Linked DNA regions of Homo sapiens: region 2 is linked to region 1. A link is a loop called in an ENCODE intact Hi-C map of the cell type or tissue named here. Cell type or tissue: B cell. All regions are shown on one strand. Each heading gives the region's core, and the rest is flanking DNA. Links, peaks and the distances in the headings are about the cores only. Region 1 overlaps DENND1A (DENN domain containing 1A). Region 2 overlaps DENND1A (DENN domain containing 1A).

Region 1 (15,309 bases), core at 4,457-12,456:
TCTAGGTCTCAATCTACAAGCTGTGCTTTAGAATGTTAGGTAATTAAACATGATGGCATCACCTACTTTCTGCGGAAGAAATAAATGTTCTAAGGTAAAGAAAGATGCTGAGGAAGGGAAAGTGAGAGAGAGAGAGAGAGAGAGAGAGAGAGAGAGAGAGAGAGAGTATGGACAGGCAAGTACCAGGACTAGGAAATAGTTATTTCAGCAACTTTTATTCATTCAATAAGTACTTATGTAGAATCTACTAGGGGTCAGCTACTCTCAAGGGTTCTCTCAATGGCATCTAAATTCTTGTACCCTCTCAAGGAAATTATATAATTTCTTCTTTCAAAGTTTCCATATTCCTAGGCCAATGTGACATTCCTTTTTTCTCCTCACACATGCCTGGCTGAAATCATGCCAAACCTCAGCAACTTTTAAAAGTGATAAGTCTGCTAGAGTATTTATGTTAAAAACAATTTCAACGGCATACCTGGAAATAAATATTCTACTCCAACAACCAAAATTTTACAAGTGATTAAAGTGGAAAGAGATATGAACGGATATGATCGGATATCTCAGAATGACAATCCATAACTAAGCTAGCTTCCCTACCCACCATCAATGTCAACAATGTCAAAGGAAACTCTGTAAGCAGAATAACTACTTCCTCTTTTTAGCCTGATCCATTTATCCATTTTTCAAAATTTCAGGTATTTCAGACAATGTAGTCTTTTGGATTAAAGACAAGAACTAAGGAAAATATTAATTTCTAACTCAGTTACTATGCTGGTTTACAGAGGCAGCATCATAATTGTTTAAGGCCCTTCCTTAGGGTTCTTTTGATAGGAAAGGAGAAGAAATTGCTTAACTTCCTCATTGCTCAGTCTCCTCAATGAGTAAAATAGACAGATATCCTGGTTATCCCTTCACCTTGATATGAAACTAAACTTTGTTAAATAAAGCTCCAGAGTGAGTGGGTGCTGAGTGTCATTCAACAAATGATAATTCCCCAATCCGAGTTTCAAGTTCTCATTTTATATTTGAGCAACATAGCACAACGCTGACAAAAAGAGGATTAAATCAAGGATTCTGAGCAGAGAGGGGAAAGGCCATGATCATTCCTATCAAAAAAGAAAGGGCAGTTATTTTCTCTTTTCTTTCCTTTAAAAAGAAAGTACTGAGGGATAATTCTGATGTGTCTATTCCAGCAGAACATTTGAAAGACGTGTCCAATTCAGGCCAGAGCGTTGCTCTCAGAGCGAAGGGTATCACCATGCTCTAGAGTTCAGTCTCCTCTGCACATACATAAACACAAGTGCATAGCGCCCCAACGCTGTTTGTCCCCTCGGCCTCACAGCTCTGCCAGTTGGCAAACCCAAGCCAGGAAGTTGTCAATTCCAATTGCGTTTAGGCCATGTAGTCCTATTAAAGAAGGCCTGCTGGTTAAGGGGCGTCCTCTGTTTCCAAAGCATGGGAAAAAAAAAAAAAAGGCTATGCTTAGATTGGAGCTGGCAACTTTCACTGACTAGAGTTTTCAAGGAGCTATGAATGAGTTTAACAAAGGAGGTCTGTGGCTAGTTTCTGGCTGAAGTCCATGTCAACAGTTTTTAAGGTCACAGGCCACACTAACTAACATTTATTCCCAGCAGACCCTGTTCTAAACACAAGCTGTAAGTAGTACAAATTTGGAATTTTTCTGTAATCCCTTGAGATATTCCTGATCCTTCCACATGTTTCTGCTCAATTAAAAACAATTCTCACTTTGCACCACAAGAGAGGCCATGCTCAGCAATCTCAGTTCATCCTTAGGGTAGACGAACAAAAACCTGGCAAATCAAAGGGCTTGAGTGGGGAAGGGAAGGAATTCAGCTGGATCACACTGAAAAGTGCAGACAGCTCCCCAGGGGCTCAGTTTGTGAAAGCATAAAACAGGTTATGACAGAGATCCTGAGGCCATAAAAAGCAGGTTTGAGACACACATTGGGAATAGGTTCCTAGTCATTTTACAGAAATAAGATAAAAATTTCTGAGAAAATTAACAGGTCAACTAGGTGAGTAGAGAATGGTGATAATGCATAGGACAGATGCTAAATATCCCACTTGGAAATTAATACTAACATTTCTCAATTAAGAGGAACTCCTTTAACATCTCTGAAATCAAAATGCATTTTGGGAACAAACTAAAAATTTAACACAGTCATTTCTCCCCCTGAAAAAATATTTTTACATCAATGGTGCAGTGTATAACTAATGGTATTTTTAAGTCTTGGCAGACAACATGGGAATAACTGCCTTGGACTGAGTACCAAAGATGTGCTATGCACTGTGCGTGGTATGTCCATTAAAAAAAAATCTCTCCTGAGCGAGGCATGGTGGCTCACACCTGTAATCCCAGCACTTTGGGAGGTTGAGACAGGCAGATCACTTGAGGTCAGGAGTTCAAGGTCAGCCTGGCCAACATGACAAAACCCTGTCTCTACTAAAAATAAATTAGCTGGATATGGTGTCGTGCACCTGTAATCCCAGCTACTTGGGAGGCTGAGGTGGGAGAATCACTTGAACTCAGGAGGCAGAGGCTGCAGTGAGCCGAGATCGTGCCACTGCACTCCAGCCTGAGCGATGGAGTAAGACTCAGTCCCAAAAGATAAATAAATAAATAAATAAATAAATAATAAAAATAAAAACATAGGCCGGGCGCGGTGGCTCACTCCTGTAATCCCAGCACTTTGGGAGGCTGGGGTGGGTGCATCACCTGAGGTCAGGGGTTTGAGACCAGCCTGACCAATATGGTGAAACCCTGTCTCTACTAAAACTACAAAACTTAGCTGAGCATGGTCGTGGGTGCCTGTAAGCTCAGCTACTTGGGAGGCTGAGGCAGGAGAATCACTTGAACCTGGAAGGCAGAGGTTGCAGTGAGCTGAGACCACGCAATTGCACTTCAACCTGGGCAACAAAAGTGAAACTGCATCTCAAAAAAAAAATAAAAAATAAAAAAATTTAAATTTAAATTAAAAATATATATACCTCGTAATCTTTAAGGCTACCATGAGATGTACTTTCTGTTTTACAGTTAAGGAAACAGGCTCAGAAAGGTGACATGACATGTTTTGGCCTTAGATCTAGTAAGGGGTAGAATCAAAATTTGAACACAGTTCTGATTTCAGAGCGTAAGTCCGTTTCACAAACTTAGTGGGGAAACACACATTAGAGTATCAGTTACTATTTTGGTAGCTAAAGTACTGCCGTTTGTGGCATTCTATATTTGAAATCATGAGATAGATATATGAAGGTGGTTATAATTTTTCCAAACTAAAAAATATGTAAATTATTGTGCAGTGAATATTTGGATTGGGCTTGATAGAACAGCCAGGATAACTACTTCATTAAAGAGAATTAAAAACACCCATGATAACATTACTTAACTATTCTCATTAATACTTTGGGATCCGATCCCCCACGTCATTTTTTTCTACATACTTTTTACAAAATGGAGATCACATCACATATAAAAATTTGTCTCTTGCTTTTCTTCTATAAGTACTGGATATTTTCCATGTCATCAAATAATCACCAAAACCAATTTTAATGGCTACATGGTATCTAATTAAATTTAACTATCCTCTATTTCTAGGCCTTAAAATTGTTTCTAACTTTTCACTCTATATGCTAAATGTCCTTGTCCATATATCCGTACTTATATTTCTGAGTTTTTCATAAAACAGATTCCCCAAAGTGGAAAAAATGTTAAAGGTTTTGAATATATATTGCCAATTGTTTTCCAAGAATGTTGGACCATTTTACAACCTGATCAACAGTGTGTAAGTGCCTACCTCATTACCAAGTGTCATCTGCAAGCTAGCATAACCTAGGCTCATGTACACTTTGTCACATGTATGCCCACATACATCTCACCTATGACAATTGGTCTACCTTTCAATATCTACTATACTATGTGATGTGGTGAGATGTCCACGACCACCTTACCAATATTCTTTACTTATATTAGCTCTTTTTTTTTTTTTTTTTTTTTTGACACAGAGTCTTGCTCCTATTGCCCAGGCTGGAGTGCAATGGTGCAATCTCAGCTCACTGCAACCTCCGCCTCCCAGGTTCAAGCAATTCTTCTGCCTCAGTCTCCCGAGTAGCTGGGATTACAGGCGCACACCACCATGCCCAGCTAATTTTTGTATTTTTAGGAGAGACAGGGTTTCACCATGTTGGCCAGGCTGGTCTCGAATTCCCGACCTCAGGTGATCGACCCGCCTCGGCCTCCCAAAGTGCAGGGATTACAGGCGTGAGCCACCGTGCCTGGCCTACTTATATTATCTCTAATCCTCACCAAAAAAATAGATATGAGGAAATTAAGGCTCAGACAGAGTAAATGGAGTAATCAGAAGCTCATTTCCAAATCAGGAGGACTGGAATGCAGGCCCTACTCTGACACTAGACCACACTCTTATGCCATGCCACCGTGTAACTCATTTTACCTTTCAGATAATGATCAACTTTCTCTCACAACTCCAGGGACTGCCTCTTTCTCTAGCAACACCTCTGCAAACGATGAGACCAGATTAATGTTTGGAGAAGTAAATAAGGGCAATAATACCTAGATCTCATGGGCTTTGAGAAAAGTGAAGTGTATGCTGGCGAGTCTTCTTTAAAAAGCAAGGAGCTAGTGGCAGCAGTGTGGTGCATGGAATGCTCATGCACAGCTTGCAGAAGCAGAAAATGGTGAAACCACTGAAGGAAACAATTTGGCATTATCTCAATAAAGTTGATTGAGCTTAATAGAATAAAATTGCCCAATTTGGCATTTATCCCAATGAAGTCAACGATATACATGTCCTATGACACAACTATTCAACTCCTTAGGTACATACAGTACACAGAAGTTAAGTCTATGTGCACCAGTATAGCTCTTCAAGAATGTTCATAAAAGTCACACGCTAGAAACAGTCCAAATGGCCACCTACAGTTACATGCATAAACAACTCAACCCCTTTATCTCTACAATGGAGATAATTTCATAAGATTGCTATAAAAATAAATGAAAATTACATAAACCAGCTGTGGTATATCATCATACAACACAGAACACTAGATAGCAAAGAAGACAGACTATAACCATAAGCAACAGCATGGGTGAATCTCAAGGTTAAGCAAAAGAAGTAAGACTGAAAATAACAATTCTAAATTGCATAATGCAACTCACAGAGTTCAAAACCAAACAAAGCTATACTATACTATTTAGGGATGTATACATAGGTGAAAAAATTAATATCAGGGTGCTAGTAATTTCTGAACTTCAATGGTGATTACATGGGTATTTGCTGTATATTTATGTTTACTTATGTGTGTATAATGTGTATATGTACATTTGACGCCCTTTTCTGTTTGCAGGTTATATTTCACAATTTACAAAAGGGAAAAACACAGGGTTGTGATCAAACATTTACACAATAGATATAGCATACAGGGACTTTATCAAGTATTTACTGTTTTATTTAATCTTTAGAACAATATTCTGCATTAGTATTGTCCACAATTTGCCACTGAAATAACTGAGACAAAAACCAAATGACAGCCAAGTAAAAATATTTTTATTATAAATCCATGTTTTAAAAAGATTGAAAAAAAATCAAAGTATAGCACCAATGTTTGTTTCATTACAACACAAAAACAGTTTGAATATCCCTTATCCAAAACATATGGGACCAGAAATGTTTCAGATTTTAGATTTGTTTGGATTTTGGAATATTTGCAGAATATATACCAGTTGAGCACCGCTAATTTGGAAATCCAAAATGCTCCGATGGACATTTCATTTGAGCATCATGTTGGTGCTCAAAAAGCTTTTAGAGCATTTTGAATTTTGGATGTTCAGATTAGGGATACTTGAGTACACTAAATCTGAGGAACGCACAAGTTCATGGGAGTCCTTGAAAGTTAAACTGTCCCTTCAAACAAAAAGACCTAGAATTGCAATCTCTGGAGAATGTTAACAAAGAGTACAATGAAAAGATATTTATAAAAGTTTTGTTTTCAGTGGTCACGGGACAACAGTTATCTTTACTCAATAAGGATAATCAATATTGGCTATATTTTTCATATACTAATAAAAAAGAAAAAGCACAAATTAAATTTTCTCCAAAGTTGGTATCCAAAATTACAAAATTTACAAAAGTGACAGTAAAAATCCTAGCTCAGCAGAAAACAGTATACTAGCAAACATACATTCTTTAGAGTCTGTTTTGGCTTGGGGTTGTTTTTGTTTGCAGTGTTTTTTTGTTTTTTAACCACTTAAAAACTTGTTTTCTGATGGGACCAGAATTTTAAAATTAAAAACTTAAAATAAAAAAAAAATCAGTCAGTCATCCCAAGGAGCTTAGACAACAAACTGCAGGACACTGAATTTCACCCAACTTCTTCTCCCACCACACTCTTAAATCGGTTTTTAAAAAATGTAAAATTTTTCAAGTCAAGCATTTTTGCTGTATTTTGGGTCCATTAATTCACATAAAGAGGTAGTTAAAATACCAGACTGCATAAATGAACAATAGGACAATTAACCTCACATGCAAAACTCCACCACTTTACTTCAAAGGCATCTGAAATAGAATGGATTAGAAACCATAAATGATGCCTCTCAGAATTAATTCTGTAATAAATATTGCTTTGTATTATAGATAAGGGATTTAAAATCTCTATGTGGTAGTTTAAGACTTGTGGATTGAGCTAAAGCACAACAATTGCCCTTGGTTTTGCATAAGATCACTGGTAGATTCAAGTCCATGAGTAGAAAATAAAAACCTACTTAATTTCCACTGCATACTACAATATATAGAATTTAATTTTCTCCACAATGTTTAAAAATTCCATAAGTTTACGTAAAGTTTTAAGATACATGTAATTTGCTTTCACTTAGAATGCAATATATTCTAATTTCAAAATTATACTGCTATCTAACTTCAAAAGAGTTCCCTTAATGTTACAATTTGCATTTTACAACTCATGCTAATAAAATTACTTACTCTGAAGATGTAAATATACAAAATAAAATACGGAAACGTAAACTCAACACATTATTTGCCACTTGATTTTAACCAAGACTTTTGATACTATTTCCATACTCTTCTGTTCATTGTTTCAGAAGCTAGTAACTATTCTTCATTGTCAAGAATCAGGTAATAGCTCACATGTTAAGATAAAAAAAAAAGTTGAGTGTTTCTTTTAAAAAAATACCAAGTAGTTAGCTGAATGACAACATTATAGCAAATGCATTTTTAAAAAGAAGATAAGCCTTAGCAAGAAATATTCTTTCACATTACTAAGAGCTTCTTTCCTTGTATTATAAATCAATCTCACACAAATAAATTATGTAGTTAAAAACACTCTCAGGAAAGAATATTTAATGACATGTAAAGATGGTTACAATTTAATAAGTGAAAAAGCTAGATACAAAGTTATACCTACAGCACCATCCCAATTCAGGGAAGGAAACACCCTTAGTCATTATCAGCATGGTGGGATGAGAGATTTCTTTTCTTTTCTGCAGTTTTCTAAATTTCTCTAATGAGAAAGTGTATCTTTATAATCTTAAAAAATAACATCCTAAAAATAAGTGGCTCATAATTGATTGCTAGAATTGTAGAGTCTTCAAACTTCTTCAAACTTCAATCATGGTACTACGATTTTTCTGTAAAGAAGTACCTATTATTGCAGTCTTATGGGGCCTCTCCATGATGGAGAGAATGTTAGGCTTCCTACTGCTTCTAAAACTGATCCCTGAAAGGGCCAGACAACTTAAATTCAGACTCCTGTATTCACAAATCCATCTTGCTCTTAAGAGTGTAGCTTAGAAGCAAAGGGCAATTTTAGGAGTGAGGTGTATTTTGAGCCATTTTCTTTTCTACCTCCCACCCAGTGAAAAGCAAAGATCAGGCTCAGATAAATGCCTTCTGCTTATTGCTGTTGAAGGAAAGTGGCTGGCTTGCAGGGAGGTCCAAGAAAAATTGTTGACACTCAAACTCAATCAAAAAGCACCGAGGAGCCTCTCCTGTAGAATGCTTTTTCATCTCCCAAAAAGGGTCCCTCATGTCGAATTCTGAGATCCTTTCAAAAGACAGGCTCTATTTCACTGGTTTTCCATTCAAACATACCTTGCATCGGATTTAAACAGAACTGATCATCTTGTTCACTCTATAATCACATAGTTGGATTATTCACATTGCTCATAATGATGCTAACCAAAAGGGAATGTGACTCCTTGACACTAACCAGGGGCTACTGAGTCTTGAAAAAACATTAGTTCCAGCTGGCCTTGGGCTCATTCTCCTGAGTTGGAAGAATCATTGCCATATCACGGGCAAAACCCTGGGTTGGAGGTCAGAAGACTGTCATTCACCAGCCAAAGAGCTTGGAACAAAAATCTTCCTGTCTCATTCATGTTTCATTTTCATCATTTATAAGATGAGGGTGAGCTGTAGAACATTATTTCTGAAAGCTCTTTAAGCTCACCTCTGAGTTCATTCTGCAAGGGCAAACTACCCATTATGTCTTTTTAAACTAAGTATATACATATAGAAAGAGAGGACAAATAACCTTTTGAAAGCAGTAAAAGTTGCTTTGGTGGCAGGAAGACAGAATTTGCAGTTGAGAGTATAAATTTTGGGTTGGATTTTAGCTTCCAAACCAGATTCCTTAACTTTCTCCTTGAGATCTTGGGCAAGTCACTGTATCTCTCTCAGTCTCAATCCCTTTATCTCTACAATGGAGATAATTTCATAAGATTGCTATAAAAATAAATGAAAATTACATAAACCAGCTGGCATATTAAATAAATGCTGATAAATGTTAATTCCTGCCTTCCACTCCAAATCCTCTGTAGTGAGTTATCCAGAGTTAGTCTATCCATGTTCAAAATGATGAAGTAACATGAGCCATCAGCAGCAGTCACTAGAGGTAGCAAGATGATTGAAGAATGCGGGGGTGGGTAGAGAGCAAAAAACAAGGCAGAACTACACTCCTGGAGTTCTTGAGGTGGTTTCACTTCCTGCCCTGTACTAAGCTTCATGAGGATTAATGACAAGGAAGTGTTCTGTTTCCAAAACAGAGAAAGTATCACATCTCTTGTAAGGTTTAGAATTCACTCCGTCTCAAAAATAAAAAATCCCTTTTAGCCAAAGTCTTAGAGTTACAAATACCCTACAACCCTAGGGTCAGGTTGCTTGAGGGAAGGCTGTGCCAGGCTGGTGTCCTCTGAAAAGAATCAGGAGGAGAAAGGGAGCTTCCTCCTGCAGTGGACAGCCTGAGGCTGGCTGCTTGTTCCAGCCCCCATGGCCACTGCAGAAGACACACCTGTCCTTCCAACTGCGCAGCTTCCCAGCCCTCAAATCAACCTCCAACAGCAGGCCACTGGGAGTGCAAGGGCAGTTTCGGCTATTTCTCTTTCTTCTCTTCAAAGGTGATTTTCTTTAAACTGTACAGCTTGTTACTATTGTTGAGTTGTGGCTCCCCAGAGGATTATATATGTTTCTAAGTATGAAGGCATCTGTATGGCAATAAAACATGCAACATTCCCCAACCACTTCATTTTTTAATTCAGAAAAACTAGTTATAAACTCCCACAAACTGATGTTCTGAAGAGCACCCCATGCCCTGCACCCACACAAGCCTTTCAAAATACTGAGGAACTCAGAAGGGCCCTGGGCCTAGGAAAGAGCAGACTCCCTGGCCCATCCTCTATGTTCAGCTTCTGACAGATGCCATGTTCTGAGACCCACAGTCGGTGAAATTATCAATCTGCCTTAGCAGTGGGGCCTTCTGCCAACTGACCATCCAGAGAATAACAAGAACAACACAGTATCCAGCTTACTTTTAAGGAGAAGAATTAAAAAGAAATCAAACAGTTCCAGAGAGACAGAAACACTCAAAAGGCAAAGGAAAGTCCTCTGTTAAACGGTATGAAAGACCCAGGTTTCCAGAATGGCATTTAAGGCACTGGGAAGAAAGGCTGATTTCTCCCAGAGGGGCCCCGGCTTTGATGCCCAACTGCCCTCAAACATCAGGCTGTGCATTTTTGTATAGCAGGGTACCCTCGGGCGAGACAACCATAAACAGCTTAAAACAAGAATAGGAGATTCCATCTGTTTCTGGAATATTTCAGCAGCACCTGCTTTCAAGGTAAAAATCTGGGAGCTGTCCCCACAGCCTTCCTCCCCGACTCCCTCCCCCACCTCCCAAACACTTATTTTAAACTAAAGCAGCTAACACACAACCCAAAAGGGCTTCTGCCACCGCACCTGCCTGAGGAAACAGAGTCCTTTGATTTTATTCCTGAACTGTATGTGTTGTTTAAAAACACTGGAACAGTCAGCAAGGAAAGCCAAAGTTCTTAAAGCCAGACTCCTTTATTACTTCTAGCTTCTTTTTTGCTCCGTGGAAATGGAGCTTTTCTGTGTTTCGAGTGAAAATGAATGTAACACAGCTGAGAATGGATGCAATGGTCATTCCAGTCTTGAGATCAGAAAGTGCTCCAGAAGGAAGAAGGTTGTCACTGAACACCACTCAGGTTTAGAATCAAGTCCATATGCCAACTAGCATGGAAGAAGGGATAATCACTATCCTTGTTTTTAAAAGAAAACAAAAAAACCCCCTGCAGTTGAGGTTTGAAAAATCCAGTCTAAATCTGGGTGCTACCTCCAAAGTGACACGCAACATCCCTTCAAACAATAACCAGAAAAACCCAAGCACATTTCACATTCAAAAAATCACTTTTGCCTTGGTCTAAAAACATCATCATCTCTAATGTCTACCCGAAACCAGCTGACAGTATTCCATTTGCTACCGGATAAATCTAAAATCTTGAGCACGCCCCAGAAGCACTCACAATTGGACCCCAGACTTCGATGGTATCATCTCTTGCTATTGCTCCCTCACTGCATTCTCAGCATCCTTTCATCTTGCTATACCTTTCATTTCTTGGGGACTTTGTGTATCAGTTCTCACTGCCTAGAGAGCTGTTCTCCCATTTTCCTCCAGCCAAGCCCCCACTCATTCTGCAAGACTCAGTTTAACTGGAACTCATCAGCAACACTTTCCCTTATTCTCAAGTTAGAGATGGGCACTGTCTAATCTGTGACTTTGAAGAACCTTACACATAAATATGTTTTCTTAAAACAACACTGATCGCATTATGTTTTCATTACTTGTTTACATTTTCCCACCCCAAAGATTGAGCAGTTCCTAAAAGAGTGAGGGTAGCAGAAGTGCAGTGGGAGATGGATATCAAAATCAGAGGTGGTCCATGAACAGTGCACCTAGAAGCACATTAGATTTTATATTTGGTAAATGACAAGAAATACTTTTTTTTTTCATTTTGTACTACCAAGTTCAGAAAGTTCAGCTCATCAAAATCTTGGATGAGTGTGATATCTGAAGAGTTTTCAAATGGAGATCTGGGGCTAGATCTCTGTGTTCATGTTAAGGGACCTTGAAACAAGTGAAGGCCAGAGACCAAGTGTTATGTATTGCCCATTCTGGGTATATACTAGGTACTCAGATACTTTTTAATTGAATAAAAATTTAAAAAGTTAAACTAAAAAAATTTAGACAGCATCTTGAGGAAAAAAGTTTTTTCTTTCCAAAATGTATAATAAAATTAGTTTTATTTGGGTGTAAGGACAGTTACTCAATCTTTCTTAAGAGCTTCAATAAGATCCCAATGGAAGCAGGAGAAAACTGTAGGGCAAATATTTGTGTAGTTCCTTTATAAAAGACAAAAGGTATTTAATTATTGTATGACATATCTCCCCATAACCCTCAAACACAAATTTAAACCTTTGAACTCCTGTGTTCCTTCTGTTGATCCAGAACTAGAAGTTGGCTAGAAATCGCATCTTTCATTACAGTTTTGGCCTTGATGGAGTATGTGCCATTGGGGCAAATCAAATATCAAGTGCCATAACAAATTTCAATTCTAGGTCACTTTGTTTTATAATATTTAAAGATTTCAGAGGTAAATGCATATATTGCATCAGACTCAGATGGTACAATATGAAAATGCTAAAATGCTCTCACATCCCTGTGTTTATGATGGAGACTAACTAATCCGTAACTACTGTTCTCCTAGCTGGTGTTTTTAATTTAGTATCAACTCCCATCCAGGAACTCATTAAATAATGTGGCAAATCTCAAGGAGGAGTAAAATTCTTCAGTGGCAGGAACTAGTCAACCATGGGAGGAAATAATGCATTTGATTTATAGTGGCATTTGTGTTAATAGGACTTGTTTGGTACGACTAGGTTTCTGCCAAGGTTAGCTGGTAATAAGAGTTCATACCAAAGTTTCTAATGTTTTTTAATAAACATGGGCTTATTTCCCCATTCATTCCTTCATAAAACAAGTACTAGCTAAGTCCTTGTCCTTGAAGAGTTCCCAGACTAGCTGGGAATGTCAGCTATGTGCCAGAATATTCTTCAATAAACTTTGGATGTATTTGTGGGAGGAGAAAAAAACATAAAAATTCCCAGCCTTCATGGAGCTCATGCCCTAGTGGGGAGGAACAGAAAATAAAAAGGAACCTAATAAGTAGGTTATGTTGCACAAAGGGTGTCTAAAAACCTTTCATTGTGAAATTAAGTTTAAATTTTAAAATACAGATGGCTTAACCCTTCATGGACAAAATGTCTATCACTCAATATTGAACCTCCATTGTGAGATTAAAAGGTGCATCTCTTACAACTAGCATGAAATGAGTTTGGTAATGTGAACTACACTTCTTCCAACAACTATTTCTTATTTCCTCTCTGAATTTACGTCCCATGACACCTGTCCTCTCATTCAAAGTCTTTGGTGCCCTGCCCTCCCATTCTTGATGCATTTCCCTGTCTCTGATCCCAATGCACACAATATCTTGGATAAGCACTACACTAACTGCTGGAGATGCATGCATAGTTAATTAAGATCCAGCCTTTACCCCTGAAGAGTTGACCTTCCAATAGGAGGAAAACAAAGGAGGACCAAGGTTATGAGTGTGTAACTAAAGAATGCAAAGCACGCTGGGTGTGCCAGAGAGGGAATGATTACCTCTACATGGGGAAGGCTACTCTGCAGAGGTGCCTAGGCTGAGTCTGGGAGGATGGGTAAACATGTGAAAGCAGAGACTGTTGAGTGGTTCACATGGACCAGAAAGCATAGAAGTTTGGAATGTCAGACAAGGAGGAAGTGAAGCTAAATCCTGGAACCACAGGGGCTACGTCTGCACAGATGCCATAACTGAGAGCTACATCCCTTGAGAAGAAATGGAAAGCAAAAGTAGAGGTAGTTTATGAGCAGACTTGAGCCACAGCCCTGGGCACACTGTGAAGGGTGATTGGACCTCAAGGCACAGGTTAACTAAAGAGAAAGTATCTAAAGGAAGCAAGGAGACTGAGCAGCAGAAGAGGACAATACAACAATGTAACCTAGACCCAAACTGAGCTCTCATTCTCTTGGCAGACCTCTCCACTCCCCAGTGGATACACCGTCAACCAGTCATCCAGCTTTAACAGTAAACCCTTCCATTTACATGCTAGTCTCAGCCTAGCAATGTTCCCAAACCCAACAGAGGGAAAGTGTCAGTGGGTGTGCCCTTTATTTCCACACAAGCTGGAAAAGATAGCTTCTCTACCCTCATATTAAATACTCATAAAATTCATGTTCCACAATTCATCTAGGACTCTTTTATTTTTAGCCACAGTCACTATCCTCTGGCACTAGAAAAGCAACAGCAAGACGACACTATGCCTTGGGATCATTCTGTGTATTAGATACAGCATACTGTATTGTGATCATCCATCTCCCCAGCTAGTCTGGGAACTACTCAAGGACAGTGACTAGCTAATAGTAGGAATTCAATTAAGAACTGACACACAAATGAATGAATTAACCCACCGAATTTTTCTCCATAGTTCTAACCTACTATAACAGATTTAAAAAACACATCAATTGCTGCCATTTTTCATTCTAAAGGATGAAAGCACGAAGACTATTCAACTGGCTTCTCACAAATATGAAATCCAGGACCCTACTTGTATAGGCACACAAAGTCACACATCAGAATCAGAGACAAGCAAATTCAAATGTAAATTTTTAAATGAATACTTTTATCAAAATTTGCTGAGTGATAGTGCCAGTTTAGAATATACATATACATACACACACACAGCTTAGAAAGAAACACTGTAACCCAAACATATTATAGAGAAAAACCTTTTTGCAAAACTCTAAGAACTCAGTTTAAGCCTCACCACCTCCAAATGAATACATAGTTCACCTTGGACAACACAGGCTTGAGCTGCTGAGGTCCAGTTATACACAGATTTTTTTTTTTTTTTTTTTGAGACAGAGTCTTGCTCTGTCGCCCAGACTGGAGTGAAGTGGCATGATCTCAGCTCACTGCAACCTCCACCTCCTGGGTTCAAGCGATTCTCATGCCTCAGCCACCCAAGTAGTTGGGATTACAGGCACCTGCCACCACTCCGGCTAATTTTTGTATTTTCTTTCTTTCTTTTTTTTTTTTTCAGTAGAGATGGGGTTTTGCCATGTGGGCCAGGCTGTTCTTGAACTCCTGACCTCAGGTGATCTGCCCACCTCAGCCTCCCAAACTGCTAGGATTACAGGAGTGAGCCCACATGCCTGGCCAATATGTGGATTTTTTTAAAGTAAAAGTTATACCTTCCTCTCCTGCCTCCCTTCCTCCTCTTCCACCTCAGCCTCCCAAACTGCTAGGATTACAGGAGTGAGCCCACGTGCCTGGCCAATATGTGGATTTTTTAAAGTAAAAGTTATACCTTCCTCTCCTGCCTCCCTTCCACCTCTTCCACCTCTGCTATCCCTGAGACAGCAAGACCAACCCCTCCTCTTCTTCCTCGGTGTGAAGATGCTGAGGATGAAGGCCTTTATGATGATCCACTTCCACTTAATGAACAGTACATATATTTTCTCTTCCTTATGATTTTCTTAATAACTTTTCCCTTCCTTAATTATTGTAAGAATACAGTATATAAGACATGCAACATACAAATATGTGTTAGTCAACTGTTTATGTTACAGGTAAGGCTACCAGTAAACAGTAGGCTATGGAATAGTAGTTAAGTTTTTGTGGGTTTTGTGTTGTTTTGTTTTTGAGATGGAGTTTCGCTCTTGTCACTCAAGCTGGAGTACAGTGGCACGATCTTGGCTCACTGCAACCTCCATGTCTCGGATTCAAGCAATTCTCCTGCCTCAGCCTCCCAAGTAGCTGGGATTACAGGCATGTGCCATCACACCCAGCTAATTTTTGTA
Region 2 (15,309 bases), core at 4,876-12,875, 46 kb before region 1:
TAAAACCCAAGCTCTGTGTCATCAAGCCCAACCAGGTGAGGCAAAGAAAGTGGGAGATCAGCCAGTTGCTCTAAACTGTTTAACTCTCTCATTTTGTAGCAAAAGAAAGATGAGCTGAGAGAATATAAGGGACTTACCTAGAGTCACACATCTGCATAGCCTAAAGGACATCCTGACAAACCCAAAAGTAGATCTTTCTGTGCCCATTGAATGGCAATCTCCCAATATTACTCTGTCCTTTCCTCTTTTGCCCTATCTCCCACCAAAAGTACATGGTTTCTCTTGTCTGAATGTATAGTAGTGCAGTCGCTGTTTTCAATATCTAGAATTGTCCTAAAACATCAAAATCTCAATTGGATTCCATAAGCAATTCCCAATCTCTTAATTAACCAGGATTCGAAATGATGTCTCTTTAGCTCCAAAGCTGATGATCTTTTTGTCTACTGCACACTTTGGTATCTACTCGGACACCCATTTGGCTTACCAGTTGTGATGGTTAATACTGAGTGTCAACTTGATTGAATTGAAGGATACAAAGTATTGATCCTGGGTGTGTCTGTGAGGGTATTGCCAAAAGAGATTAACATTTGAATCAGTGGGCTGGGGAAGGCAGATCCACCCTTAATCTGGTGGGCACCATCTAATAAGCTGCCAGTGAATATAAAGCAGGCAGAAAAACATGAAAAGGAGAGAGAGACTGGCCTAGCCTCCCAGCCTACAACTTACTCTCATGCTGGATTGTTTCCTGGCCTCAAACGTCAGACTCCAAGTTCTTCAGTTTTGGGACTCGGACTGGCTCTCCTTGCTCCTCAGCTTGCAGATAGACTATTGTGAGACCTTGTGATTGTGTAAGTTAATACTTAATAACTCTCCATATATATATATATGGAGAAACAAAAGTTCTCTAAGAATATAAGCCTTAACTTCAAAAGAAATTCAAATAAGATTGTTGTCAGCACATTACTGTTAAAAGTCCATACGCTAAATATTATTGAAATTATAAATCATTCTATTTCAACACAGAATCTGTTAATCCTGTCTTGATGTCAGCTTCTTGGAGGATTCAAGCTAACAAGGATACCAATTTTCAAAACACTATTAGAGATAAGAACACTATAGATTCTAAAGAATATGATGTCATTGAGTTTTATATATATATATATCCTATTAGTGTGTCCCTCTAGAGAACTCTGACTAATACAGCATTCTATAGCTCATTGGTCATAAACCATTGACTGACTGTGAGGTCCTTTGCTGGGTCCTGGGGCTAACAGGCGATTCTGATACAATCTCTAGTTTCAAGGAGCTCAGTGTCTAGTGGGGGATTCAGACTTGTAAATCAACAAGTGTAATTACTAAGATTAATGCTATGAGAGAAGTATGCACAGGCAACAACTCTCTCTCATACTAGTGTGGGCACACACCCGTGGCAGACTACCAACCCCGGCCAACATGACAGAATTTCTTTCAGCTCTAACAGAGGCAGTTAATAATTCTAAAATTAAGTAGAAATGGTCACATTAGAAGATAATTTTATAGAAGGACAGTTGAATAAAGGTTACTGGAACACAGAATCCAATAGTGATGCCCAAAAAAGGCAAACTGATTTTTATGAACAATTTTCTTCTTCCTTTTTCTGTTAATACAAAAAAAAAAAAAAAACCCACACCAAAAAACTGGCACCTTTGTCTGGGTCCGGAGTATAAAATCAGGAAATAAAATGGCAAGTCTTACAACTGTGAACTTCAAAATCAGCTCATTACAAACCCAAGAGACATATTTGAATGCATGTTGCTACATTCATTTACCTATTCTGCCAAGCCATTCAATTACACGATTTCAGATTTTGTATAAAAAAATACAGCCATGTTTCTTTCAAAAGCTGGTATTTGGAGAAAAGTGATTAGAACAGCATGCTATGATACGTTAATACAGTGGTTTCATTTAACAGACAATGGCAGTTCCTGTACTTTAAATTATTGCACTTAGAATTCATGACTACAAGGTGTCTCAACTTTTTTCTTTACTGCTGTACAATATACTCCACTGCCACTGTGAATGCAAACAAAACACATTATCGGAAGAGTTTTGTTAGCATTTGTAATCTTAAGGAAAGTCATTTTTAAAGGTGGAGAGTGGGTACAGTAGGTTGTTCAAATCCTATGAACACTGAATAGAATAAAGCATTACAACTGGGGAAAGAGGAAGAGTGGGAGAGAAAAAGCTAAAGCAAGAGAAAATCTTAAACCAAAATTTAACATCCCTTTGGAGAGACAGGGCACAAAGGAGGAGACAGAGTTTATTCTAACCAGAAGCAGCTGCTGCTGTGCGAATTAGGAAGCATTCCTAATGAATCAGCAGTTCTTATAATAAATATACTCCCCTTTGAAATGTGAGGATTCTGCGATGAGAATTTCTTTTGATATATTTTTTACATGAACTCATTAGACAGCGAAGGGGCAGGGATAGAGCGTGTTCCTTTCTAAATTACTATAGTGATCTGATCATGTCCTCTCCAGCTTAGTTGGACAGGGCATAGGAAAATAAAGAAATAAGAACACAACTAAAAAGGTCTCTATTCACCAGTATTCTTTGTTGATCACTCAAAATAAACTTTGTAAGGTGCTACGTATCAGCCACATCTTACAAAATACCTGCCACTGTGCCGGTTAAATTTAACCGGCAATTTGGAGCTATACAAACCATAAAAGGGGCATTTCTTTTGCATTAAGAGTAATCCCCAAATTCTAACATGGTGAAGATCCGCTTGCAGAATATATCTGTTCCCCAGATATTTTGCTTGCCATTTTAACAGGAGAAAAGGGAAAAAATTATGCACACATGCACATTTATTTAATCCCCACCTAGGTTCCATATTCCACTTTTTTCTTGGATTAAAAAACAACCATTTTAAACAAAGGTTTCTCTAGGCAAAAATCAGTGTGTCTTTAGTCATACAAGACAAAATTAATTTAAAAGTACAACTTCCCATATTATTCTACCCACCAGCTATCTTTCTCCAACTTTTTTGTTGTTGTTATAGAATTTTATTCTATTTTTATTTTTCCATAAGTTATTGGGGTACAGGTGGTACTTGGTTACATGAGTAAGTTCTTTAGTGGTTATTTGTGAGATTTTGGTGCACCCATCACTCGAGCAGTATACACTGCACCCTATTTGTAGTCTTTTATCTCTTGCCCCGTCCCATTCTTCCCCTCAAGTCCCCGAAGTCCATTGTATCATTCTTATGCCTTTGCATCCTCATAGCTTAGCTCCCACATATCAGTGAGAACATACGGTGTTTGGTTTTCCATTCCTGAGTTACTTCACAGTCTCCCTCCTCCTTCCTTCCTCCCCCTTCCCCCACTTCTGCAGTGAGTTTCCAGGGTTCTTGGAGCCTCAATGCGAAAAACCAGGAACCCCAGGAGTAGTCATGGAGTGACACAAGGTGTACTGGAGAGACTATTAGAGCTGCTGTGCTTTTTTGTTTTTACCCTAACACTAATGGTACATAAGCCTTTAACATGGAAATGAAAGTGAAAAGACATTCTAAATATAAACACAACCTTTAGGCTGTTTAAAAACAACTCTTCACAAATTTAGACATGGCCTCCTGTCTTACTTAGGCCACTTTTGCTGTCAACAACAGGTTAAGAGAATGCAAAAGATAGGCAGACCTGCAGATAATAGAAGTTAAGGACCGAGAAGATTTAACTCTATCCTTATCATATCATACAGAATAAGCAGAAATAAGTTGCTCATTAGAGAAAAGAAGCCTTAGATCATATGGGGGTTGTGGAGGGGTAGAGGACCCTGATTCTTCTACAAAATCACAGCCCAAATAAGGTGAGGAAAAGTCCAAAGAACAAACCAAGGAGTCGTGAGAAGAGATCCCTTGCTTAAAGATCAGTGTGTGCTTGTTTTATATTCCAAGTAATTAGAAAACCGGAGCTCAAAAAGGCTCAGGAAATTTGTCTGAAATCATTTGGTAAGCTATAAATGGTTTAGAGCTATATCTGAACCTAAATCTCTCTAGCTTCAAGGCTATACCACAAGTGTAGTAGTACTGCCCCCTTAGTGACATCCAAATCATCAACAGATATGATTTTGCTCATTAGGCAATACTACCTCTTTAGGGCATCTTACTTGGAGACAAAGCTCTAACTTAATGCTCTTCTCTCAGATGGAAAAGCCAAGGCAGAGGGTTAAGTCACTGGACCAACATTATATAATTTCATTTAAAAATGTCCTAGGGTACAGACTACTAAAGTTGTTTCTCCTTCGTTTTACAACATGAGTCTAACCACCAAATAGTCAGCTCTACGGATCCCTTAGATTCGTTCCCCAGAAGATATGCATTCCTATAGAAATGCCCATCATGGTCTGGTGCTGTTTGGCTCAAGCCACTGGCAACCAAAAGAACAGCTTGGCAGTTTGTGCACTGCTTTGCCCTGCGTACTACGTTGCACACCTACACAGGCTTTGAAAATATTTCATTCAGTGAAGATGGATCAAACATATAAAGGACTAGCAGAAGAGAAGAAGTTCAGATGTCTGAAATGTAGACAGTAATTTCTACACAAAGATATCTGCCTCAGAATTTACGGTGGCAAAAAACTATAAAAAGCCTAAAGAATGGCAGTATATTTTTCTCAGGTATTGGAATAAAAGACAATTAATTATAAATCTAAGCTTCACACATTAGAGACAGGCATGTGACTTAACCCGTGGTTCCCCCTACTTTTTTTTTAATGGAGCCAACTAAAGAGCTGTCATAAGGATTAAATAATACAATTCATAAAACCTGCTTAGCATAGTTTCCAGGTAGAAAGTAATCAATAAATGGCAGCTGCTATTACTATCACTATTATTAATTCCAACAGTTGAGAATCATTAGGTAAAATATGGAACACCTTCATGACTTAGTATCATATGGTCATTCAAATGTCCTTCAGATGGAAAGCTGTGATGTTATAAAAATATGTAAAAAGCAAATCCAGTAAAAAGGTTTTCAAACATGTAAATTTAAAAATATATACATTTAAGTTATCTGTATATTACATATATTATAAGACAACATCTAACAGAAAACACCACAATATCTATCTTTGGATGATGAAATTAAAGGTAATTATTTTCGACCTCTCCCTCAAGCTCACCCCGTCCCCATCTTCCAGGTTCCCCCCTCACCCTGGCTCCCTGTGCCCATCTCTGAAATAATAAGATAATTATTTTCTTCTTCTGTATTGGAAAAAGTGATTTCATCCAAAACTCAGTTCCTTTTTTTTCCCTGCGGATACCCAACTGCTCCATCGACATTTTTTAATAGACTACCCTTTCATTCTTTCTTTCTTTTTTTTTTTTTTTTTTTTTTTATTGGAGACAGAGTCTCGCTCTGTCACCCAGGCTGGAGTGCAGTGGCGTGATCTCAGCTTACTGCAACCTTTGCCTCCCAGGTTCAAGCAATTCTCCTGCCTCAGCCTCCCAAGTAGCTGGGATTACAGGCATGTGCCAACACACCCAGCTAATTTTTGTATTTTCAGAAGAGACGGAGTTTCGCCATGTTGGCCAGGCTGGTCTCAAACTCCCAACCTCAGGTGATCCACCCACCTCAGCCTCCCAAAGTGCTGGGATTACAGGTGTGAGCCACTATGCCTGCCCTACCCTTTCATTTTTTAACAGACTACCCTTTGAATTACCTTGGCACCTTTCTAAAAAATATATCTAGATATCAGTTGATTCTCTATTCTGTTCTACTAATCCGTATGGTCTACCCTTGTGCCAATACCACAATGTCTCAATTACTGTAGCTCTACAATAAAACTGGAGATCAGGTAATATGTGTCCTCCAACTTTATTCTTCTTTTAAAAAGTTATTTTGCCTAAGTTCTTTGCCACAAAAATCTTCATACAGATTTTAGAATCAGCTTGCCCAATTCTGAAGGAAAAAAAGGCCTGGTGGTATTATTGCATTGACTCTATAGATCAATTTGGGGAGAACTGACATCTGTATCAGTAACAGTCCTCCAGAGAAACAGAATAGACTATTGTATGCATGCGTGTGTGTGTGTATAAAGAGATTTATGTTAAGTAACTGGTTGAGGCAAGTTTGAAATCTATAGGACAGGCCAGTGGGCTGGAAACTCAGGTAACAACTGATGTTGCAGTCCTGAGTCCAAAATTTGTAGGGCAGGCCAGCAAGCTGGGAACTCAGGAAGGATTTTTAAATTACAGTCTTGAAGCAGAATTCCTTCTTCTCTGGAAAACCTCAGTTTCTGCTCTGAAGGCTTTAAACTGATTGGATGAGGACCACCAACATTATGGAGGGTGATCTCCTTTACTAAAAGTCAATGATTATAAATGTTAGTTAGATTTAAAATACCTTCACAGTACCATCTATACTAGTGTTTGACCAAATAATTAGGTACCATAGCCTAGACAAGCTGACACACAAGATTAACCATCATAACATCTTGACAACATGGAATCCTTGAATCCATCAGCCTGGTATATCTATTTAGATCTTTTTAAAAAAATGTATCTCAGCAATGTTTTGTATTTTCAGTGCACAGGTCAGGCAAATATTTTGTTCAATGTATCCCTTGGTATTTCATATTTTGATGCTATTATAAAAGCTTCTGTTTTATTAATTTGAACTTACAATTTTAATACCAATTTCCTTACCTCACACTACATACAAAAATTTATAGAAATGGACTGAAGACCTAAGTATAAGAGATAAACCTACAAAATGTCTATAAGACAATATAGGGGAAAATCTCTGTGCTCTTAAGTTATGCAGAGATTTCACAGAACACAAAAAGCATGAACTCAGAAGTAAAAATTGATAGAAGGTAGAGCAAAATGGCAGAAATGAACTCTCCAGGGATTATCCCCACACAGAAACATCAATTTAAACAGTTCAAAATACCCTCACAAGAGCTAAAGAAACCATGTAACAGATCATAGTGCCTGGTTATAGCACAATAATAAGAAAGACACATCAAAGAGGGTAGAAAGGACAATTTTGCATTACCCATGTCATCCCTCCCCTTACCTCAGGCAGTGGAAAGAGATATCATCTGCCTGGGGGAAAGAGAAATAAGTCTAAGACTTTGTCTAGGTCCCCAATACTGAGCCTGCCACCATAAAACCCAGCATCAGGCAGACCTCTAGGGCCTCTAACTCCAGGCCGACACCTGTGAACTGAGCTTCTAGACCCACCCCAGCACCAGAGACCTGCAGCCCCTATAACACAGATTTGAGTTCTGGCCTGCATCACTGCCAGCTGACTACAGTGGCCTTAGGCTATGAATAACCCACAGCAACAGGCAGGCTCTCAGCAGCCAAGAGCTTCAGGTATATCCCAGTGCTGTACCAGCCTTGGTAGCCATGGGCTTAGCATGCTAAGCTACCACAGCTACAGCAATCTGAGGATTAGGGACCAGACCAGACAACCTGCCTAGAAACTCTGAACAGGCTTACTTTTGAAGGAGGTTCCAAAACAAAGCCACAAAAGCTTACAAAGACTGGAATAAGTACCTACTTCTTCAATGTACAGAAGGTCAATGCATGACTACAAGGATCAGGGAAACACGTTGTCACTAAACAGACAAAATGAGGTACTAGTGACTGACCATAAAGAGACAAAGATGTATGTACTGCCTGATAGAGAATCCAAAATAGCTATTTTAAAGGTGCTCAATAAACAATTCAATGAAATGAGAAACATAATAAGTGACCAGAATTAGAAATTTAACAGAGCCTAAAATAATTTTTAAAAACATTTTTCAGGAGTTGAAAAATACAAAAATAAATAAATAAATAAAAACGCAATAGAGAAAATCAATAGCAGACCTGATTAAGCAGAAGGAAAAAAATCTGTGAAGTCAAAGACAGGTTATTTGAAAATATACAATCAGAGGATAAAAAAGGAAAAAAAAGGAACGAAGAAAGCTTATGAGATTTACGGAATGGCATCAAAAGAGCAAATGTATGAGTTGCTGGTATTCAAGAAGGGGTAGAGAAAGATAAAGAGGTAGGAAAGCTTATTTAAATAAATAATAGCAAAAAATATACCAAACCTACAGAAAGATACAAATATCCAGGTACAGAAAGGTCAAAAGCCTCCAATCAGATTCAATTCAAATAAGACTACCCCAAGATAGAATCTAATCAAACTGTCAAAGATCAAAGACAAAGAGAAAATCCTGAAAGCAGCAAGACAAAAGAAGCAAATAATATATAAGAGAGTTCCAAGACACCCAGCAGCAAACTTCTGAGAATAAACATTATAAGCCAGGAAAGACTGCGATGATATATTTATAGTGCTGAAGGAAAAATACTGTCAACCAAGAATACTGTACCCAGCAAATCTGTCCTACAGAAATGAAGGAGAGAGAAAGATTTTTCCAGACAAACAAAAGATAAGGGAGTTCACTATCACCAGACCTGTCTTACAAGCAGTGCCAAAGGGAGTTCCTTAAGCTGAAAGAAAAGGATGCTAATAAATAACATAAAACATCTGAAAGTAAAAGTAAGTATACAGTCAAATTTATAATACTCTAATGCCATAATGGTGGTATGTAAGTCCCTTATATCAAGTATATAGGTTAAAAGACAAAACTATTTTAAAAATAACTACAATGATTTTCTTTTCTTTTGATACAGAGTCTTTCCCTGTAGCCCAGGCTGGAGTGTAGTGGCGCGATCTCGGCTCACTGCAACTTCTGCCTCCTGGGTTCAAGTGATTCTCCTGGCTCAGCCACCCAAGTAGCTGGGACCACAGGCACACACCACCACACATGGCTAATTTCTTTGTTTTGTATTTGTAGTAGAGATGGGGTTTCACTATGTTACCCAGGTTGGTCTCGAACTCCTGGACTCAAGTGATCCATCCACCTAGGATTACAGGTGTGAGCCACTGCACCCAGCCTAAAAAATAACTACGATAATTTGTTAAGGGATATACGTTATAAAAAGATGTAAATTATGACATCAAATTTCAAAATGTCAGGGGAGGATGTACAGTTAAACTACAGAGTTTTTTGGTCTCCATGTGATCAAAGTTAAGTTGTTATTATCAGCTTAAAATAACCTGTTATAGTTATGTTTTTTATATGCTTCATGGTAACTACAAAGCAAAAAACTATAATAGATACACTAAAAATAAAAAGCAAAGAATCAAAACACACTACTATAGAAAAATCACTCAACCACAAAGGAAACAGTAAGAGAGGAAGAAAGAAAGGACCTAGAAAACAATGAAAATGGCAGTAATAAGTCCTTACCAAAAAGAACAAGCTACTCATATATAAATAACTTGAATGAATCTCAAAAATGCTACGCTGAGCAAAAGAAGCTAGACACAAAGGAGTACATATTGTACTCCTTTCCATTTAAATAAAATTCTAGGAAAGATAAAGTTAATTGACAATGAAAGAAAACAGATTTGTGCTTGCCTAGGGCCAGGGGAGGTTGGGGTGACTAAAAAGGGGCACAGAGAACTTTTGGGAGTGACAGAAACGTTCTGTATCTTGACCATGGTAGTGGTTATACATCTGTATACATTTGTCAAACTCATTAAATTGTACACTTAAAATTGGTGAATTTTAGTGTATGTAAATATATATTTTATATTTATATATGTTTTCATTTCTTTAGTTCATCCATTTTGGCCTATGGAAGATTAGATATTTTTAAAACCCTCCCAACTGATACAATTAAATGCCAGACTATATATTTTCATGTACCATCTTTAAAAATATTGCTAATCTGGTAAAAAGTAAACACTCTAGAGGCCCGAAAAATAAAATGAAAAAAAAAAATGGAACTCAGAAAAGTAAACAAGCAATAAAGCTAGTTTTTACCCCTGAAGCTCTTTGCCAAACCATGAACACTTTGAGCTCCCAAAATGATGGAGACACAGGTCAGAGGTGAAAGGAGATAAAGCCTAGAAATCTCTTAAGTACACAACAGCCTAATACTTAGGTAGTCAAGGGCTACATCTTTAGTGTAAGGATAAAATATTCTGATTAAATTCTATCAGCAGAAAATTCTTCATTCTTGATGCTGTTGCAGGGTACAAGCAAATATCTCCAGTGACACGTCTAACTAAAAGTATGCTTTCACATGGAGTTGCAATCCAAATTCACCCATCGTGGTCTCATAAAATGGCAAACATATTTATAGAGAACCCAAATTATTAGTATTCCTAGGTAATAGCCAGAAGCATAGTTGAAATATAAATATACTCTAGAGGGATTCAAATTGAGCCAAGCCCCACTCCCCCAATTCCTACAAATAAAGCTTTGTGGACAACTAAAATAATCAGAAACAGAATAAAACAGTGTTTAATGCATGTAAAAAACTTAGTTTCTCATTTTTTAAAGGAATGATTGACAATGGTGGGGAAAAAAAGACTACCAACAGCCAAGCAGATCTATAAAAGAACCAAATGGAATATCACAAAATGAAAAGATTAGACACGAGTAAAAGTGGCATTAGTGAGCCGGAAGATAAACCCAGATACGTTATTCATAATGGATCTAAATAGACAAGAAGAAGAAATAACTGAAAAAGGAAAACAAGCAACATGAAAGAGAGTGAAAAAGCCTAATGTATTCTAATCAAATTTCCAGAAGGATATAATAAGAAAAAGAAGCATCAAAAGTCAAAGAAATAATGGTTGAGATTGTTCCAGAATTGCTGAAATCCCACGCAAGATGAATTTAAAAAAAAAAAACAAACAAACACATGAGAGACAAAGCACTGTGAAGACAGCAAGAACAAATAAGTGAATTAGTTTAAGAGTAACAATTAGACATACTCATTTGTGGCACGTAAATAAAACAAGAGCAAAAAAGAATCTCCTTAATCTAAGACAGAATATCTATTTACGACTTATTGGAGAAATGCTAATATACTTTCTTTAAAATGAAGAACAATAAGAGTATATTCATTATCTTTACTTCTGCTCAACGTTGTACTGAAGATATTAAGCAGCACAGCTGGACAAGAAAAGGAAATAAAGGGTACAAAGAATAGGAAAGGGGAAAAAAGGTAAAGTGGTTATTTATAAATTACATAATTTTATATCTGAAATCCAAAAGGATATATAATAAACTACTAGAATTAGGTAGCTGGGCAAAAGATCAATATTCAGAAATCAATTGAGTTTCTAAACAACACGAGAACAGAAAAATGTAATTAAAAATATATGCCATTTATAGAACCCGTAAAAACATAGGTCCTTAGGGGAAAAAAATGAAGCAAAGATATGTAGGACCATTATGGAAGAAATTTTGAAGTGTTTTTAAAAGATATTAAAATAAAATCTAAATAAACTGACACCATGTTCAGGAATTGGGCAGGAAAACTCACTAACATAAAGGTGTCAATTCATTCCAGACTTATCTGTATTCAGTGAAAATTTCAACCTGGTTTTTATGAGACTTGATAATATTACTGAATCTAAAATTTACATGGAAAGGCACAATACCAAGAAAAGCAGAACATCCAAGAAGAAAAGAAGACGTAGAGAACTAGATAGATATTAAGACCATAGTAATTGACACAGCAAAAATAATATGTACCATCCTTGGGAGAACTGAGAAAACAGTGTCATTCAAATTCTGTTTTGTGTTCTGGGATCAGATGAGAAATGCAGTATGAGAAAAGCTGCATCTAGGAGGTTAAGATTAGAAACAGGGAAACCAGTTCTAACAATGCAGCAAGAAATGGTGTTGGCTTGGACCAGGGTGGTAGTGGTGGAGGTGGAGCTACATCAACAGATACTAGATATTTTTTCTTTTTTTTTTTTTTTTGAGACGGAGTCTTGCTCTGTAGCCCAGGCCGGACTGCGGACTGCAGTGGCGCAATCTCGGCTCACTGCAACCTCCACCTCCCTGGTTCAAGCTAGTCTCCTGCCTCAGCCTTCCAAATAGCTGGGATTACAGGCGTCCGCCACCATGCCCAGCTAATTTTTTGTATTTTTAGTAGAGACGAGGTTTCACTATGTTGGCCAGGCTGGTCTCAAATTCCTGACCTCATGATCTGCCCATTTTGGCCTCCCAGGATATTTTTCAACATAAGATATGGCTGAATTTGTGGATGGCTTGGATATAGAGTATGTGGACAAAAAAGAGAAGGGTCGGCTGGGCGCGGTGGCTCACGCCTGTAATCCCAGCACTTTGGGAGGCCGAGACGGGCGGATCACGAGGTCAGGAAATCGAGACCATCCTGGCTAACACAGCGAAACCCGGTCTCTACTAAAAATACAAAAAATTAGCCAGGCGTGGTGGCGGGCGCCTGTCGTCCCAGCTACTCGGGAGGCTGAGGCAGGAGAATGGCGTGAACCCAGGAGGGGGAGCTTGCAGTGAGCCGAGATCACGCCACTGCCCTCCAGTCTGGGTGACAGAGCGAGACTCCGTCTCAAAAAAAAAAAAAAAAAAAAAAAAAAATAGAGAAGGGTCAAAAACAACTCCAAGGTTTTTGGCATTATCAAATGGAAAAAAATAGTATTGTCCTGCCCTTAACTGAGATGGGGAAGACTAAGAATAGAGTTGAGGAGAAAAATTAGAAGCTGAATTTTGGATGTGTTATATAAAAATGCCTATCAGATAGCCAAGAGAAGGTGTAAGCAGCTGGAGTTCAAGGGAAAAGTCCATGTCTGAGATTGCTATTTAATTCTGGGAGTTGTCAGAAGGTGTTAATAGACATGACATGACACTGGGTGCAATGAAGGGAGTAAATATATTTAAAGAAAAGAAGCTCAGGGCCGGGCGCGGTGGCTCACGCCTGTAATCCCAGCACTTTGGGAGGCCAAGGCAGGCGGATCACCTGATATCAGGAGTTTGAGACCAGCCTGATCAACATCGAGAAACCTCGTCTCTACTAAAAATACAAAATTAGCCAGGCATGGTGGCGCATGCCTGTAATCCCAGCTACTCGCGAGGCTGAGGCAGGAGAATCACTTGAACCTGGGAGGCGGAGGTTGCAGTGAGCCAAGATCCCGCCATTGCACTCCAGCCTGGGGAACAAGAGCGTTAACTCCATCTCAAAAAGGAAAAAAAAAAAAAAGAAGCCCAAGGACTGAGCCCTGGAAGGGAGCACCATTTAACACTTTGGGGAGGTATGGAATAACTGGCAAAGGAGACAGAAAGAAAAGCCAAGGAAGTAGCAGGAAATCAGGAAAACAGGGTTCCCTTCCCTGGAAGTCATATGAGGAAAATATATCAAAGAGAAGGCAGTGATTGTGTCAAACAGATCAAGAAAGAGGAGAACTGAGAATTAATCACATTTTTGGTCACTGATAACCATGACAAGAGCAGATTCAGAGGGGTGGTGGGAGTGGAAGCCTGATTGGAATGACTTCAGTGGAGAACTGACGACAACAAATTCAGCAACTTTTTAAAGGAATTTTGCTGTAAAGGGAAGAGGAAATAGAGACCTAATGGGAGAACAGTATTAGTTCAAGAGGATGTTTTCCTACTCCCATCCACTAAGATAGGAGAAATAGCTACATGCTTCCACAATAAGGGGAAGATCAAGTAGAGAGGGGGAAATAATTCAGAATGGGAAGAAGAAAACTGATGGAATCGTGTCTTGAGTAGACGAAAGGGGATGGAATCTAGTGCATGGATGCATGGTTTTGTTCTTGCTAGGAATCTGGAAAATGCACCCATGATAACAGGGGAGAAGGTAGCGTATACGGGTGAAGTTGTAGGTGGGTGAGATGTGGTGATAGCAGATTGCAGAATTTCTTCTCTGAGGCTTCATAATAGCAGTGTTTGTTATAGCAAAAACAAAAAAAAAGAGAAGAAAAAATTGGGAACAACCCATGTGGTCCACCAACAGGAGTGGTTTGAATGCGAATGGTCATATTCTTTAGTTGGGCAATAGACTCTCCAGTGTTTATTTTATCATTACCTTACATATATTCTATATAATTAGATGCATAGGAAAGAATATATGTAATAATTATGTATAAGAGTTCTATTCTGGATAGAGGACTGGAATTGAGAGGTGATCAAAGGAAACCTGCATTATACCTATATTAATTACATATTTATATGTTATTTTAACTATTTACAAGAAAAATATTGATGCATTGCTTGCACAATATTTTTGGAAGCCTAAATTCTCTGGGTAGATGGAATTTGGGGCCATTTTCTTCAGTTTTTTAGCATGTTGCACATTTACTTCAGAGTCTAAGTATATTCATGACCAGAAAAATAAATTTTAAGTAACAACATATAAAATATTACAAGTATATAAAAAATAAAAGAATATGTCATCATTGTTGCATGCAGATGGTAGGGTTATGTGGGGTTTTTTCTTCTTCTAGTTTCTTATAGCACCTTCAGTTTGGCAGGGGGAGTAGGATGAGCAATGAGCATGTATTGATTACATAATTGGGAATTTTTAAAAACAAAAAAAGAAAAGACTACCGGAGCCTTCTGTTTTAGCATTCTCAGTACCTAAGACTTGAATTTTGCTTTTAACTGAATTCTAACCTCTTAAGAAAACACCACTTGATTTCTTCAGGAGGTCATTGGCTTTGACTTTACTGTTATGTATGATACACTAAATAGATGACCATGGGTTAAACATACTTGAATTTCATTTACAGTATTGGGATAACTCCCCCGCCTCAGCCCTTTTTGGCTATCAGTAGGCTGCCTACCATTCCCCTGGAATCGACTTTGAGCCAGCTGGTCAGCATATCAAGGGCTGTCACTCTACAACCCAGCAGGACTGAAAGTGGTCAAGTCTGTTCTATGTCTAAAAAGTGGAGATGCTAGCATTTCTGCAACCCTATCAGGAAGAAGGCCTAAATGGAGCAGACAGATCCCCTGCCAGTTTAGCAGACTCTGTAACTAAGGCCTCCTCTGTTCCCAGGACTTCTCTTTCCCAATCCTACTCCCGACCCAGGCCCCCCTCTGAGCACCAGTGCCCCAGTTTCTAGGTGAGAAGGTATGTTCTTTGTTCTTGTGCCTTTTGGATAGAATTCTCGTAATGATCAAGCACTGATTCTTATACTGGGATCAACTCTGCTCTAACACATTCTCTTGCCTCATTTTCCCCATTCTGAATTCCCCTTGAGTCTCTATACTTGGCTTGGCACTGATTCTGCTTTGGCACAGTCTGAACTTGACCTCAGAGAACAATGTCAGAGGCCTCTTACCCTCCACCCCTGATCTCTTACTTCCCCATGTCCCTTTAAGTTTTCCGTAGATCTTGCCTTCCTCCTGCATCCTAGCTTGCTACTGCCTTGCTATATGGCCTGCTGCTCAGTGATGGCCCACC

What was found. Peaks named below come from ENCODE experiments on the same cell type or tissue, not always from the same donor. Only the 100,000 strongest peaks of a DNase experiment are listed, where the experiment ranks them.
Region 2: it touches region 1 in a loop (9-fold over the local background); 3 of 110 quality-filtered maps call a loop at or near these places.

Annotation. Positions count from the first base shown.
Region 1 is chr9:123,740,777-123,756,085 of GRCh38, forward strand. The region is part of intron 5 of DENND1A (DENN domain containing 1A); the gene reads right to left. Among named protein-coding and RNA genes, the nearest start is that of DENND1A, 180 kb to the right of the region's middle. RefSeq lists enhancers at 9,160-9,289, 13,274-13,323. In B cell, for the core only: no CTCF peak of the experiment used is centred there; a DNase peak (open chromatin) is centred at 9,025.
Region 2 is chr9:123,694,337-123,709,645 of GRCh38, forward strand. All of the region lies in intron 5 of DENND1A (DENN domain containing 1A), which reads right to left. Among named protein-coding and RNA genes, the nearest start is that of MIR7150, 220 kb to the left of the region's middle. RefSeq lists an enhancer at 3,512-3,561. In B cell, for the core only: no CTCF peak of the experiment used is centred there; no DNase peak of the experiment used is centred there.